Linked DNA regions of Mus musculus: region 2 is linked to region 1. A link is a loop called in an ENCODE intact Hi-C map of the cell type or tissue named here. Cell type or tissue: left cerebral cortex. All regions are shown on one strand. Region 1 overlaps Brca1 (breast cancer 1, early onset). Region 2 holds the start of Vat1 (vesicle amine transport 1).

Region 1 (5,000 bases):
GTCGAGGGAGGGAAGAAGTTTGCTTGTAACACTGGCATTTGTTCAGCACTACACACCTGCTCCTGACATGTTTGGTTCCAGATCTGGCAGGTCTTCCAGGGCACAAGGGTCCGCTAGGAGGGAAGGGGAGTGGCCAGAAGGCTGGTTCCCACGCTGCTCCAGCACAGCTTCCAGGTGAGCCATTTCCTGCTGCAGCTTTATCAGGTTATACTTCATGGTCGCCCGCTGCTGCAAAACCAAACAAGAACACCAAGAAAGTTATATACTCTGAGAGATGTGCCACGAAGTAAGAATATGTCACAGCAATTAATTTTAGCATGGGAGCTGAGATCACCTAATATGGAATTATGAGTTCTGGCTGAATACCCTTTAATCCAACCATACTCATGTGGTTAATGACCTTGCAATTGTTTGAAAATGATGTTGGAGGAGAGTGCACCCTCGAGCTCTTCCAGATAGATCTGCTTCACTGTAGCTCCTCATTTTCTTTTAAAGATGGGGGACAGACTGGGGTAATTACAGTACTTTAAGCTTAAATTCACAAGAATCTGTTCACAAACTATATAAACTGTGTTCTAAAGACTCGCTACTGTGAGATAAGACATTTAATTAGTCTACAAAATGCCTAGTTAAAAAATTTTTTTTAAGTTCAGGTTTATGAATGATTTATCTCCATGTGCGTGCCCGATGCTCTCAGAGGTCACGGAAGGGCATTGAAGCCATCAGCTGGAGCTGAATCCAGGTCCTCTGAACTGAGTGGTCTGTTAACCACTGAGCCCCTTCTCCAGCCCCATTTATTTATTTCTTATTATTTTTAAAATTTAAAAATGTATTTGTAGCTGAGTGAAAAGATACATCGCTGTGCTTAGATCCAAGTAAATTTAGTTTTTACATGGATTCAGTGTTGAATAATTTCCTACGATGTTCTAGAAAGCCTATAACAAGTTGCTGTTTTCTTTTTCTTTTCTTTTTTATAAAAGATTTATTTATTTATTTATTTATTTATTTAACGTGTGTGAGTGCACTGTAACTGACTTTCAGACACACCAGAAAAGGGCATCAGATGCCATTACAGATGGCTGTGAGCCACCATGTGGTTGCAGGGATTTGAACTCAGGGCTTTTGGAAGAGCAGTCAGTTATCTTAACCGCTGAGCCACCTCTCCAGCCCAAATTACTGTTTTCAATTCAAGAAAATGAACTCTTCTTTCCCATAGGTTCATACTGTTTACTGATCCACCTTAAGACGTAATCTAGCTACCTTTAATCCCAGTACTTGGGAGGTAGAGGCAGGTAGATCTTTGTGAGTTCAAGGCCAGATTGCAGAGTGGTCTACAAAGTGAGTTCCAGAATAGCCAGAGTTGTTACACAGAGAAACCTTGTCTTGAAAGCAGAAAACAAAACAAACAAACAACAACAACAACAACAAAACAAACAAAAAAAAAGAGTAATTTCAGCTAAGCATAATAGCTTTAATAGCAGTAGTTGAGTTGAGTTGAGGCCATCCTGGTCTATATAGTGAGTTCCAGGATAGCCAAGACTACACAGTGAGATCCTGTCACAGACAATCTAGCAAGTCTAAGGTATTTGACAAGCAAAGGATGTGGACAAATAAAGAATTTCCCAATATGTATGTCTCTTCATCACTTTTAGAAGAAATGCCGATGCTAGGTTTTCAGCTGCTGGAGGGGAACAAAATCTGTTTCACCTTCTCTGTCTTTTGACCTTGAAAGTGACTTTGCTTTCCACTAAAATCAAGCCATATTCTTCCTACAGCTATGATAAATTCATAGTTCCCAGGAGAACTTTATGATGAAAAAACCAAATAAACAAAACGTAATTTCGAGCTTTACAAAGGTTCCCACTGCTACTGAGACTGTAATGCTGCCAACATCTGCAGTGCCACCAATGCCACCACGTGGTACCCGTGAGTACTGACATCACTGATCAAATCCTAGCCAAGGCCCCACACAGATATCAGACCAATTCTTTAAAAGCTGAATTAATAACACTCACAGCTATGCCATCTAACTTCCACATGGCCAGTAAACATACCAGAAAATCAGAAAGAAAAGTAATCGGACCACTACTGCAGTGGCTTTTCCTACAGGAAGGAATGTAAAACTTAAGACAATTCTACTATAGGTATAGGTGCTCAAATGCACCAGGGAGGACAAAGCCAGACAGGTTACCACGTTTATCTCTTTACATCAAGAATCCTTTTTCCAAAAGGGCCTCAAATGGCGTAACACAGCTCAGTTAATAAGCTAGTATTTTTCAGCGCTAAAGAACTTCGTCATTACTGCCCTCAAGTCAAAGTTCAGATTCCTAGATAAACCATTCCAAAGTCTGAGGACAGCTTGATCCTATCTGTTATTGACGCCCAGCATTTCCCATCAGCCCAGCTTTCTAGAGACACTAGACTGCTCAGTGGCGGTCCCTATGCATTCAGGCCATCTGTATCTTTGCCTCAGTTCCCACATCCCCTCTTTTCCCATTTGGTAATCTTTTCTAATCTTTCAAAGCCCAGCAATACCTGTCTATCAGGACAGCAGTGTGCCTCATTACGTGGCTCAGGCTGCCAAAGCATCACTACATTCAGGGGAACACACAACTTCCCTGATGGGAGGAGGAATCCTTGTTGATTTTGTGTTCTTTTTGTTTTGAAGAGCGGTCTATGTATCCTCGGCTAGCTTCAAAGTTGAGATTCCCCTGTCTAAGCTTCCCTCACACTGGGAATGCCAAGGTCATGGGCGTACAAGGTATGCAACCCTAAGTCCCGTACCACTGCCCATCACAGAGGAACTTCACAGCCAGTGTTTAATATGAAAATGGACAAATGAATTAAATCTTTGAGTTACAAAATGGGGGGGGGGGAGGTAGGAGGGTTGGCAAGATGGTTCAGTGTGAAAAGGTACTTGCCACCAAGCCTAATGACATGAGGTTAATCCTTAGGTCCTACATAGTGGGTGGGAGGAGACAATCTTGCACCTTCACTGCACACACACCCACACTACACATATACTATACACACACCATGAGCATCACAAAGTATATCAGTGATTCCACATGAGGCACTCTGTATCATCTCTTACCCTTCAGTTCTATATGAACATAGGGAAAGTCCATTGCAATCATTTTGCTTGTCCGTGCAACTCAACATCAAAGCTACCTGTCTTGAATAGATACTTGATATAAAAACACTTAAAACAATGAATCCTGATCAAATAATGAGCATCTTTCTGGGAATAGGATCAGAGACCCAAGAAACAACACAGTAGTGTATTGAATGTCAGATTTAATACAGTATGGCTAAGACAGATGGAATAAAAAGCTGAAACTTAAAAAACAAGCAGCTAAGGGACAGAATTAGGTGACAGACATATTGACAGAGCCCCAAATAAATCCAGAAAGGACCATGAGAAGATTTAAGTCTTTTAATCAATTTTTGTCTTATTTTGTTAAGACAAGGTGTCACTTTGTAGGCCTGGCTGGCCTGGCATTCACCATGTAAACCAGCCTGGCCCGGAACTCAGAGATCCACCTGCCTCTGCCACTGGGGTGCTGGAACCAACAGGGGATGCTGTCTTTGGTGACAACAAAGTGACCTTAGTAATACTAAGAATTCCCAGTTTCATTTAGTTTTGTACTTTTTAAGAAGAGAAGACGGGGGGACTGGTGAGATGGCTCAGTGGGTAAGAGCACCCGACTGCTCTTCCGAAGGTCAGGAGTTCAAATCCCAGCAACCACATGGTGGCTCACAACCATCCGTAACGAGATCTGACTCCCTCTTCTGGAGTGTCTGAAGACAGCTACAGTGTACTTACATATAATCAATAAATAAATCTTAAAAAAAAAAAAAAAAAAAAAAAAAAGAAGACAGCTGGAGAGATGGCTTAGCAGTTAAGAGCACTGACTGTTCCTCCAGAGGTCCTGAGTTCAAATCCCAGCAACCACATGGTGGCTCACAACCATCTGATTATCTTCTGGAGCGTCTGAAGACAGCTATAGTGTACTTACATATAATAAAATAAAATCTTTAAAAAAAAAAAAGAAGGGGAAGAAAAGTCACTCGTATGCTGCAGCTAAAAGCACATTTATGCTTTAAGAGAAACAGAAGCTATAGCAAGATGATTCAAACCACACCACGGGACCAGTGAGTCAGCTCACTTGCCACCACAGGAGGACCTGATTTGATCCTCAGCACTGCCGCACAGACTGTGTCACCTGACCTCCACACATTTACCCTGGTGGCATATCCACATACATACATACAAATATGTATGTTAAAAAAAAGAAGCCGGGCGTGGCAGCGCATGCCTTTAATCCCAGTGCTCGGGAGGCAGAGGCAGGCTGATTCGGATTTCTGAGTTCGAGGCCAGCCTGGTCTACAAAGTGAGTTCCAGGACAGCCAGGGCTACACAGAGAAACCCTGTCTCAAAAAACAAAACCAAAAAAAAAAAAAAAAAAAAAAAAAAAAAACAAAACCAAAAAAAAGTATCGCTATTTTAATTCAGAGAAAATAAGCCAATTAACTGAGATCACATGGTCAGGCACAGAGAGTCTGACCAATACTTGCTCCAGACTTGCTGTACACTCTGCCTAGGACTCTGTAGAGGAATACAGGATGGGGAACCCTCAGAAGTTGCCCAGCTAGTGAAAGATAAACACAGGAAAGAAATACCTAGACAAATCTAAGGTTTGAAATGCAAGTTTAGGAATTTTTTTTCTTTTTAATCAAAAAGAAAGTTAGGCGATAAACCTAGGATCTGGCTGTGAGAATGATGTTTTTCCCAAGAGCCTGTCCTGCCTCGAGTGCAGGAGCACTCACGTCATCTGTGGGAGTTACCAGGTGCAGGAATGAATACCCTGGCCATTCGTTTCCAAGTAGAAAGATACTAACAAGCAACTAGATAATAAAAGACAAAAATTAAAAGAAATAATACAGTGAAAGGTAAGATGGCCTCTAGTGGAAAGAATCCTGTAGGCTTCAGTTTGGTT
Region 2 (5,000 bases), 53 kb before region 1:
CCCCTACCCTCCAAAGTCCTTTTAGCACCATCCAAGAGTAGGATTATATCTAAGTCAGGGCAAGGGTGTGACCACAGCTGGATTCAGAAAGAACGACTTTAAGGAGGAGCTGTTTTGATGTTCAACAAATGCAGCAAACCCAGCAGGTTAGCAAAGGCTCAGACTGCTCTGGGGCAGCATCTCATGAAGGTGCTGGATTTGAAAAGAAACTCCTAAACACTTGATATAAAGAGGCCTCAATCGGGATCTCTCAGAAAGCTGGTCTTCTGTAAGTCTCATGTGGCCAAGGTTATGGCTGTGATTAATGATAAACGAGAAACAGACCGGCAAAGCTGGGCCAACCTGCTCAAGGTGCCACACCTCCCTACCCTAGTCCAAATGGGCTCCGCCTGGATTTCGGGGGCTGGGGTCCTCTGAAAGGGAGGAGGAGCAGCGGTTTGGGCCGGAAGTTCCCAAGGGTAACCCTGGGTCGTGGCCTGCTAGCTGAGTCACTGAAGAAGGGATGGAGTTGCAGTCACGAGAAAGCAAGCCCAAGACAAAGATGGGAGACTGATTCCCGCCTCCCCCACGTCAAATACCCGAGTAGTAGCGTAAGGCCCGTGGCGGTGGGGGAAGCCAGCCTCTCTGGGCTCCATGATGGGTGTGTCCCCTTTGGCCCAGCTCGGGGAGGGGCCGTCATACACCCCCATACACCACGGGGCTGCATGTGACTAGCGCTCTGGCACGGCCTCTGAGCCTCCGCCTAACCCCATCTACATAGCTTCTCAAAGCTCCCTCGGGAGGGAAGGGGGAGTTAGCCACCACTCAGAGTCACAAACCACAACTGCCCCGGGAGTGTTTAGTGGGCAGGGGTACAGGTGTGGTTTTACTTGGGGAAGGGGGTGGGAGGGGGGCGAGCAGGTCATCCTGCGCATGCGCCTGGGCGCCTTATTGTTTTCCCCCCAACTCCGCTTGGGGCGGCGGCCACTACTAAAAAATGCTTTGGGAAGGGGCAATAACACTGTTGCCAGTTCCCAGTAAATCCTTTTCCCAGACGCCTGGAGACATAAATTGCTTTCCATGTGTTCCATGTTTAGTCCACCCGCGTCCTTGCTGGCTTCCCGGCCCGGCCACACCCCCGGCACGCGCCCACTCCTGCCCTGCTACCGCTCACCTTACGGTCGCCGACGCCTTCGCCCACTGCCACTACCACGCCCGCGCCCTCCATGCCGGGGGTGACCGGCAGAGGCGGTAGTCGGTCGTACAGCCCTTGGCGGCCCATGAGGTCGGCGAAGTTGAGCCCACAGGCTCGCACGCGCAGCGTCAATTGACCCGGACCCGGGGCCGGGGGCACCGCCGGCCGGCTCTGCAGCTTCACCTTATCGTAGCCACCGAAGCCGGTGAGTACCAGGCAGCGCAGTGGCGGTGCCGAAGCGGATGCTGACGCTTCGGGGGCCGGGGGTGGCTGCGGGTCGCTTGCCACCTCGACTGTCGGGGGCTGCGAAGGCGCACCCTCCCCGGCTCCGGTCCCGGTCTCCGCCCCGGCCTCGGTCGCCGCTGCCACAGTGGCCGCCTCAGCTGCTTCCCTCTCCGCGGACATGGCTAGACTCGCGACGTGCGTTCCCAGCTGTACAGAACCGGTGCACAGCTGGGAAGGGCGGGACACGCGTCAGGAAGAGCGCAGGCTGCGGACACCAGTGGGTGGGGCGGGGCCTTGCTCGGGGGGTGGGGCTTCGCGGGCGGACTTAAAGGGCTAGTCCCTCTGCTGACCGAGCTGCGAGGGCGCGAAAAGACTAGCGGTGCAGGTGGAGGGTGGTGGTGTACGTGCGTGTGACTGATAAGCATGAGGAGATTCTGGGGCATGCCGAGTCTAAGACTTGATTTATTCGTAGAAAGCCTTATACGAATTAAAAGTTGTCGTGACACAGTCTGAAGGATAATTTAAAATCTGAATTTATAATCTAGCCACCTGTGGATCAGACTCCGGTGAAATTGTGCCTCAGGTTGAACTCTACCGTTTACTAATAAGCAGACTTTATTCACTATGTTCTTTTGTTTGCTTGTTTTTTGAGACAGGGTTTCTCTGTGTAGCCCTGGCTGTCCTGGAACTCACTTTGTAGACCAGGCTGGCCTCGAACTCAGAAATCCGCCTGCCTCTGCCTCCCAAGTGCTGGGATAAAAGGTGTGCTCCACCACGCCCGGCTTACTCACTATGTTCTTGCAGTGGCAAACTACAAGCATGAGAACCTCTAAGACAGGGTCTCACCATGTAGCCAGGTCTGGCCTGGAGCCTAGAAGGTGCCATGAATACAAGGCTGGCTCTGCCTCCGGAGTTCTGTGGTTAAAATGACATGTGCCACCACCTCCCTTTTCTTTCACACTCTCTTTTCCTTTTGTTGGAATTGAGGATAGAACCCAGAGCCTCATGAATGTAGCTCTACTCCCGAGTTACATCTCTAACTTAAACTTAACAGTTTTGGGTGTTAATGCTGTGTGTCTGTTTACTTTTTGTAAAACAGCGATGAGATTGTGTGCTTTAGTTACCTTTACACGGTTATTCAAAACGAGATAACATTAAAATGAACATCTTCGACTTAAAGAAGAGTTTTGTTTGTTTTGAGACAGGATTTCTCTATTTAGACCTGGTTGACCTGGAACTCATTATATAGACTAGAGTGGCCTCAAACTCAGGGAGATCTGCCTGCTTCTGCCTCATGAGTGCTAAGACTGAAGGCGTGCAGCACCATGCCCGGCTAAAGAAGGATTTTTTTCACTTATGTATGCATGTATGTATGTATGTGTATTTATTTGTTCATTCATTCATTCATTCATTCACTTTACATCCCGATCACAGCCCTCCAAGCCCCTTTCTCCATCCTCTTCTAGGCAAAAGATGTCATGCAAATGGCGGTTTGCTTATTGCTAGTCTGAGATGAGGCTGAAATTGGCTTTGGGGCTTAGCTCTGGCCCAGCTTAGCTGTCAAAGGATTCTAGCTTCCTTAGCCTTCCCTTTGCTCTTTCTACCAAAACATCCACCAGAGGACGCAAAAGCTCCCCTAAAACTTTCCACTCAGTACTTGGCTAGAGGAACTTAGTCCATGCTTCTAGGTTGGTCACAGGCCTAGATCCCGCCACCCGTCGTTATGGAGATAGAAAGCTATGATGTCACTAATGTAGGGTGGGAGTGCTAAGGTCCGTACTTCCATTTCCCTAAGCTCTGTCTGGACCCGAGAGTGGAGGAGGGAGACAAAAATCAAAAATCCTCCCTTTCCTAACATCTCACGCCCCCCTGTGTTCGGGAAATAGATTGCTGCCGCCGCGCGTGTCCGCCGCACTAGCACACCTGCGTGCACGCGTGGGCACACAGAAGGCTCAGGCCTTGCGCCCGTGTATGGAGCTTCGCAGCTGACCCTTCAGAACTTCGCCCTCGGTCAGCCCAGCCTCCATGCCCGAGGAACTCAAATAAACGGGGCTCGCTGGCCACAAACCCTCAGGCGCTCCTGGGGTCACAGCTGCGCGCTAGAGTCTAACTCGGGTCCCCCTCCCCTCCTCCCAGGCCCCGCCCCGTCCCGAACCCCGCCCCTCGGCTGTGCGGGTGGGAGGCGGGGCCAGAGGTGCGGCCCGCGGGCTAGGGGCGGGGCGGAGGGGGCCCGCAGCCCCGGGCGGGGGCTCGGCGCGGGCCCGCGAGATGCCGGTGTCGGCGGCCCGAGAGGCTGCAGCTGCAGCGGCGGGGGAGGAGGCGGCAGAAGCGGCGGCTGTGCCCGGGAGGGGGGCGGCGTGGGGGGCCGGCGCGTAGCCGGGACCATGGAGGGGCAGAGTGGCCGCTGCAAGATCGTAGTGGTGGGGGACGCGGAGTGCGGCAAGACAGCGTTGCTGCAGGTGTTCGCCAAGGACGCCTACCCCGGGGTGAGGAATTGGCGTCTGGAGAGAGGGGCACCGAGGCTGCGGGGAGTGGGTTATAGGGGCCCCGGGGGCCGCTGGAAACCGGTACCAGGGTAACCAGGGAGGAGAGAAAGAGGCTCAGAGGAAGGGAAGGAGGCGTTGGGGGGTCTGAAAGGACTGCAGAGGATTGGAGTGGAAGGAATCAAGGAACGCGGTGAAATGGATGGGGCTTAGGAGCATCAGAGGATCCGGAAGGGCGCTCCGGGAGAATGACTGAGGTCCCGGGCATCCGAGAGAGAAAAAACTAGGGGCTAAAGGGACCCGGGAAGGGGGGTTATCTGAGAGTCTAGCTAGGAGGTGGAGGCAGTAGCTCCCCGGATCTTCCCTTAGCCCAGCCTCAGACCAACTTCTGTCTAGGGACTGAGCTGGACCGGGTGTCGAGGGAGGAGGGCAGTTGTCAGGGTGAGTGAGTACTGGAGAGCAGCTCTCTCTCATTTTGACCCATCCGTGTCTGCAGAGTTATGTCCCCACGGTGTTTGAGAACTACACTGCCAGCTTCGAGATCGACAAGCGCCGCATTGAGCTCAACATGTGGGATACTTCAGGTAGCCAAGTCCCTCGGGGTCACCCTGACGGCGGCCAAGGTCCCTTCCTCTAGCCCCTCCCTTGGCCAGAACCTGAGATTCCAGGTCAGCTCAGACATCCATCCAGTTTTAGAGCAGAACATCAGTTTCTCTTTTGAGCCAGGGAAACTGAGGCAGAGTTTCTTAGGCCTGACAGAAACCACGTAGGAAGTCTAATATCGGCCCTGCAGCTGGGTTCTGCTTACCCAAGGAACTTGGAAAGAAATGATTTATTTTGGAACATGTTTCTTAGGAAATAGGACTGGGTTTAGGAAAGCTATTTAGAATTACTGGGGTGGGGGAAGGTGGTGGAAAGTAGTTTTTTTTTTTTTTTTTTTTCTTCCTCTAGACTGAACTAGAGTCCCAGGAGAACAGGAGCACTGGCTCCCTGTCCTTGCTCCAACCTCATGGGAAGGGTTTTTATTTTTACTCCGTTCCCTGGAGGACTTTAGAAGATGTGTCATCAAAGCCCAGAAAGCACGCACAAAATTTGTCAGAATGGTGGTAGATTTTCTG

What was found. Peaks named below come from ENCODE experiments on the same cell type or tissue, not always from the same donor. Only the 100,000 strongest peaks of a DNase experiment are listed, where the experiment ranks them.
Region 2: a loop joins it to region 1, with 3 times the contacts of the local background. A loop is called at or near these places in 6 of 42 quality-filtered maps.

The regions. Positions count from the first base shown.
Region 1 is chr11:101,517,215-101,522,214 of GRCm38, forward strand. Brca1 (breast cancer 1, early onset) reads right to left here. Exons shown (of 23, transcript NM_009764.3): 12 at 57-228. Among named protein-coding and RNA genes, the nearest start is that of Brca1, 32 kb to the right of the region's middle. In left cerebral cortex, a CTCF peak has its summit at 1,916; a DNase peak (open chromatin) is centred at 1,918.
Region 2 is chr11:101,464,555-101,469,554 of GRCm38, forward strand. Vat1 (vesicle amine transport 1) reads right to left here and starts at 1,645. Exons shown (of 6, transcript NM_012037.2): 1 at 1,154-1,645. The coding sequence starts at 1,579. Rnd2 (Rho family GTPase 2) reads left to right here and starts at 3,621. Exons shown (of 5, transcript NM_009708.2): 1 at 3,621-3,885; 2 at 4,379-4,466. The coding sequence starts at 3,784. In left cerebral cortex, CTCF peaks have their summits at 1,196, 1,751, 3,039 (motif pointing right) and 3,253; DNase peaks (open chromatin) are centred at 624, 1,189, 1,629, 3,097 and 1 more place; H3K4me3 peaks cover 3,734 bases; H3K27ac peaks cover 3,014 bases.